Regions from separate parts of the Homo sapiens genome. Here region 1 is linked to region 2. Evidence: chromatin loops called from intact Hi-C (ENCODE). Cell type or tissue: HepG2. All regions are shown on one strand. Each heading gives the region's core, and the rest is flanking DNA. Links, peaks and the distances in the headings are about the cores only.

Region 1 (2,907 bases), core at 190-2,689, 280 kb after region 2:
CCTGGAACAGATATATTTGGAAAACACTAGGTAAAGCAGGTGTGTAGACAGCAGTATTTCTTAGAACACTCCTGTGTTAATGGTCTATTCGTTCTACACGAGGTATTGAGCACCCAGGATGTGTGGCTTTCCCTCAACCTGTTAATATTTGCCATCTTATAGTACCAGGGTTACAGGGACCTCTATGGAGTTGGCAGTGCTGTATCCAACACTCATATATTTTCTCTACACCAATATGATCTGCGCTCTGGCAACCTAGTACTTACAAGGGCACCTTCAAGTTTAAAGATGGCAGCTGCACCATGTGTTTCTGAAGGAGCCATTTTTCTCCTCCAGCGTCTGCGGCGGAAGGTATCTGAACTACGTTGTTTCCAGTGAAATTTCCAGCCAATTAGAGAAGCATATTCCCAGCCCTCTTGGTCTTGCAATTCCTCCATGGCCTAAAACAGAAGTAAACATGTTAATGATGACGATGATGATGATGATATTCCTTATTTTGATAAAACAGGTTATATGATCAATCAACAGATACACAGTATTCAAAATCTACTCTGTGCCAAGTACTGAGCTAGAGTCAGGAATACAGAAAAGAAAAAAACAGACAGGACCTCTGCCTTGCAGAGCTGATGGACTGCAGGAGTGCAGAGAGATAACCAGGCAATGACAGCACAGTCGTGGACATACCCTCAGGAGGTGCACCTCATTCAGATTTGGGGGTGGGTGAAGCAAGTGGATTCTTTCTCAAATTGCTTTCTGTTTCCTCACTTCATTATTTCATAAAAATGTTGCTATTGTGATATAGTTTGTAAAACATTAGTATCTCCATTTTACATATGTAGGAAAAAAATTAAATGCCCCCTCCCAGGTTTAAATGTCTTGCCTGAGCTAATAGCTGCCATAACTGATAATTAAGTGATCAGAATATGTTATTTCTGTAATAACTAATAACAAATTCGTGTGGTACTTTTTAGCTTAAGAACTATTGATTTACCAGTGGTATCAGTTTTCAATGTTATATTCTCTTCATTCGACAAATATGAGTGCCCACTGTGTGACAGGGATCGTGTTAGGGGCTGAGGACACAGTGAAGAAGAGATAGGGTCTTTGCTTTCATGCAGCTGACATTTTCATGGCAGAAGTTTGATTTAAAATCTTAAAAATATGACTGGATTTAATAAACGTAAAACAATGTGGAATAATATTCAAGACCTGAGAAGTGAGAGCTCCATGTGGGTAATTATTGTTGGGTCTATTTTTTCACTTTAAATAAATGTAAAATGCAGGTTAAGCATAATCTTGTACCTGACCCTCTAGTAACATAAATAGTAGCAGTGAAAAATTTCACATAGCCAAGAGTAAGGCAGGTTAGGAAACATGATCAAAGCCTCAGAAATACTCGTTAGAACTGGACCATATCCTGAGCCTTCTAACTGATGGCTCAGTGTTCTTCCCGCTTCAACTTGGTGCCCTCGTGTGGAAGAAGAGCGTTCAAGCACCTTCAGAAACTTCTCACCCTGTCAGACGGGGATAATTAAACAATAGAGAGACATTCATTAAACTAAAGAGCTTCTACACAGCAAAAGAAACTATCATCAGAGTGAACAGATAACCTACAGAATGGAAGAAAATTTTTGCAATCTATCCATCTGACAAAGGTCTAATATCCAGAATCTACAAGCAATTTAAGCAAATTTACAAGGAAAAAACAACCACATTAAAAAGTGGGCAAAGGACATGAACAGATAAATCTTCAAAAGAAGACATTTATGTGGCCAAAAAACATGAAAAAAAGCTCAACATCACGGATCACTAGAGAAATGCAAATCAAAACCACAATGAGATACCATCTCACACTAGTCAGAATAGAGATTATTAAAAGGTCAAGAAACAACAGATGATGGTGAGGCTGTGGAGAAATAGGAAAGCTTTTACACTGTTGGTGGGAGTGTAAATTAGTTCCACCATTGTGGAAGACAGTGTGGCGATTCTTCAAAGACCTAGAACCAGAAATGCCATTTGACCCAGCAATCCCATTACTGGGTATATACCCAGAGGAATATAAACCATTCTATTATAAAGATACATGCATGCATATTTTCATTGCAGCACTCTTCACAATAGCAAAGACATGGAATCAGCCCAAATGTCCATCAATGATAGACTGGATGAAGAAAATGTGGTATATCTACACCATGGAATACTATGCAGCCATAAAAAGGAACGAGATCATGTCCTTTGCAGGGACATGGATGGAGCTGGAAGCCATTATCCTCAGCAACCTAACAGAGGAACAGAAAACCAAACACCGCATGTTCTCACTTACAGGTGGGAGCTGAACAATGAGAACACTTGGACACAGGGAGGGGAACAACACACACTGGGGCCGGCGGGTGGAGGGAGCGCATCAGGATAAATAGCTAATGCATGCTGGGTTTAATATGTAGGCGACGGGTTGATAGGTGCAGCAAACCACCATGGCACACATTTACCTGTGTAACAAACCTGCATGTACTGCACATGTATCTCGGAACTTAAATTAAAAAAAAAAAGACTCATTCATTCATTAGCTCATTTATTTGACTAGATTATTTACTGGGAGCATATTTCTGAGTTAGCAAGGAGGATACAAAGATGACTGTGGCTCCATCTTTGCTTCCAGAAGCTCACCATCTAATAAAAATAATGTCATAGTGCCTACCGGAGTTACCCATTCTGTGGAATAGAGAGAGTTCCTGTTTGGACTTAGCCCGGGTTCCAGCACCAGCTTTGTCACTTACTAAACACTTGGCCCAGAGCAAGTCTATTTAAACTCTGTGAGCATTATCTATAAAATGAGCATAAAATCCAAACCTTACAGAACATAGATGATGCATACTCAGTACCTAGCATTATAGAAAGCCACTTCTA
Region 2 (2,901 bases), core at 402-2,901:
CCCCCTCACCTGGATGAGGACAGTGGCTTTACTCTGGGTGGGACTTGGGAGAGAGGAGGAGGACTCCAGTGCCCGGTGTACCGGACACCCAGGTAACGCAGTCTACCGTGCCTGGAGCTGGGAAGAGTAGTTGCAACCGGAGCCCCCTTTTGGGAACTCACTACCCTGAGGCTTAGACAGGTCGGGAATGATCGCCTCCCGGTTAAGGAGGAGGAAACAGGCACAGTGATGTGTGGTGACTTGCCCAAGGTCACACGCAGTACAGATGGAGCCGGGCCTCGGAGCCAGGACTCCTGGGCTCCCCTTCCTCTTATACCGTCTCTTTATCCTGCCAGGGCTAAGGACCCCCTTCCCTGCTGTCCAGCTGGGGCGCCAAGCAGCAGGGCCCTCCGAATAGGCGAGCTGTGCTTGGATCTCAGAGACGGGCACCGACTGCCGAGCCCCAGACGAAGTGCCCCAGGGTCGGGGATCAGGCTTGTGCAGGGTAGCACCTGGGGACCTGAGGGACCTGGAGGCCTTCTTGTATCCTGAAGTAGGACCTTCTAAGACTTCATGAGTCCTGGCCCCCTTGCAGGGGTTGGGGAGCTGGGGATCCCAGATCTGCCTATTGCGCCCGATGCCCCGAGGCTCTCTCTTGGACTCTGGCCCTGAGTTCTTCTGCGCGATCCTTCGGAGACGTCTGGAGGCCTGCTTTATGCATCTCTCTTGGACCTCAGTTTCCCCACACGTGGGAGGAGGCAGCTGGACGATTCCTGAAAGGACTTTCCCTTGCTTCCTCATCACGTGGAAGAGAGCCCACCCGGCACCTGGAAATGGAAAGCCAGTGAAGGCTGCTTTGGGCCGGGGCAGCGGGTGGGACCGGGCGGGAGGGATTCCAAAGAGACCGCCGGGAAGGCTAGAGCTTGGAATTCCGGCTCCTCGGAGTCCTGGCCCTCCCCCACCGCCGCCTCGGAGCTCAGCACACCTTGGATGGGGGAGGCGGGCAGCTCCTAGCCCCGCACCCCAGGAGGCGCGCTCGGAGGGAAGCCGCCACCGCGCCGCCTCTGCCTCGGCGCGGAACAAACGGTTAAAGATTTTGGGCAGCGCCTCGCGGGGGGAGGAGCCAGGGGCCCAATCCGCAATTAAAGATGAACTTTGGGTGAACTAATTGTCTGACCAAGGTAACGTGGGCAGCAACCTGGGCCGCCTATAAAGCGGCAGCGCCGTGGGGTTTGAAGCGCTGGCGGCGGCGGCAGGTGGCGCGGGAGGTCGCGGCGCGCCATGGGGCTCCCGGCGCTGCTGGCCAGTGCGCTCTGCACCTTCGTGCTGCCGCTGCTGCTCTTCCTGGCTGCGATCAAGCTCTGGGACCTGTACTGCGTGAGCGGCCGCGACCGCAGTTGTGCCCTCCCATTGCCCCCCGGGACTATGGGCTTCCCCTTCTTTGGGGAAACCTTGCAGATGGTACTGCAGGTAAGGGAGGGTGGGGCGGGACAGGCTGCTTCCCCGGAGCCCGGCGCGGCTCTGGGCTTCTGCTGAAGTCGGGGTAGGCGCCCCCGGGAGGCATGCTATTGCGGCTAGGAGCAGGGCTGGCGGGAGCGCGGCGCTCCCCGGCGCCCCCTCATGCCCACTTCTCTCCTCCGCCTTCCTCCCACAGCGGAGGAAGTTCCTGCAGATGAAGCGCAGGAAATACGGCTTCATCTACAAGACGCATCTGTTCGGGCGGCCCACCGTACGGGTGATGGGCGCGGACAATGTGCGGCGCATCTTGCTCGGAGAGCACCGGCTGGTGTCGGTCCACTGGCCAGCGTCGGTGCGCACCATTCTGGGATCTGGCTGCCTCTCTAACCTGCACGACTCCTCGCACAAGCAGCGCAAGAAGGTGGGGGCAGGAGGCGACGGCTGGACAGGGAGGGGGACCCCATTTATGAGCGGAATTCCGGCTGATGGATGCTAGGCGCGGGCTAGCAGCTTGAGGTGGGCTAGGACCCTCTGCCAGCTCCAGGTTAGCTTTCCCAGCTCGGAGAGTGCCATGTGTCTGGCAGGACTGGGGGTGTCTGGAAGGGGACGGCGGTAGACGAGAGGGGCGGATGGAGGCTTTTAACGCTGTCCCCTCCTCGGGACTCAGGTGATTATGCGGGCCTTCAGCCGCGAGGCACTCGAATGCTACGTGCCGGTGATCACCGAGGAAGTGGGCAGCAGCCTGGAGCAGTGGCTGAGCTGCGGCGAGCGCGGCCTCCTGGTCTACCCCGAGGTGAAGCGCCTCATGTTCCGAATCGCCATGCGCATCCTACTGGGCTGCGAACCCCAACTGGCGGGCGACGGGGACTCCGAGCAGCAGCTTGTGGAGGCCTTCGAGGAAATGACCCGCAATCTCTTCTCGCTGCCCATCGACGTGCCCTTCAGCGGGCTGTACCGGGTAAGGGCGGCAAACGGGCTGCGGACTAGGGGCGCGGGACCTGGGCGTCTGCTCACCGCCGCGCGCTCTCTGCGCTCAGGGCATGAAGGCGCGGAACCTCATTCACGCGCGCATCGAGCAGAACATTCGCGCCAAGATCTGCGGGCTGCGGGCATCCGAGGCGGGCCAGGGCTGCAAAGACGCGCTGCAGCTGTTGATCGAGCACTCGTGGGAGAGGGGAGAGCGGCTGGACATGCAGGTGAGTAGCAGCTTCAGACCAGGCACTGCGGAGTTTGGTCCCCTGGCTTTCCAAGCGCTGTTCCTGGGGCCCCCAAAGCGCGCGCCTGGGGCCCAGCTTTCTGGAGTGGGCGGCCGGCTCAGACTACAGCTATGGAATCCCGAAGGAAGGCTGAGACACCCGGTCAGGAGAGCTGCGGAAGGGGCTGCGGCGGAACTGGGAGCATCCCCTAGCCTTTCCAGGTTTCAAAGGGAAAGTTGGAATTTGCAAAAATGTTAATAAAGAACCT

What was found. Hi-C counts contacts between places; a loop is a spot of excess contacts. Peaks named below come from ENCODE experiments on the same cell type or tissue, not always from the same donor. Only the 100,000 strongest peaks of a DNase experiment are listed, where the experiment ranks them.
Region 1: a loop joins it to region 2, with 7 times the contacts of the local background. A loop is called at or near these places in 61 of 110 quality-filtered maps.

The regions. Positions count from the first base shown.
Region 1 is chr10:93,356,409-93,359,315 of GRCh38, forward strand. MYOF (myoferlin) reads right to left here. Exons shown (of 54, transcript NM_013451.4): 30 at 267-440. Among named protein-coding and RNA genes, the nearest start is that of MYOF, 120 kb to the right of the region's middle. In HepG2, for the core only: a CTCF peak has its summit at 1,469 (motif pointing left); a DNase peak (open chromatin) is centred at 1,463.
Region 2 is chr10:93,072,675-93,075,575 of GRCh38, forward strand. CYP26A1 (cytochrome P450 family 26 subfamily A member 1) reads left to right here and starts at 1,219. Exons shown (of 7, transcript NM_000783.4): 1 at 1,219-1,449; 2 at 1,634-1,858; 3 at 2,105-2,395; 4 at 2,475-2,633. The coding sequence starts at 1,261. In HepG2, for the core only: CTCF peaks have their summits at 1,238 (motif pointing right) and 1,582 (motif pointing left); no DNase peak of the experiment used is centred there; H3K4me3 peaks cover 1,411 bases; H3K27me3 peaks cover 2,199 bases.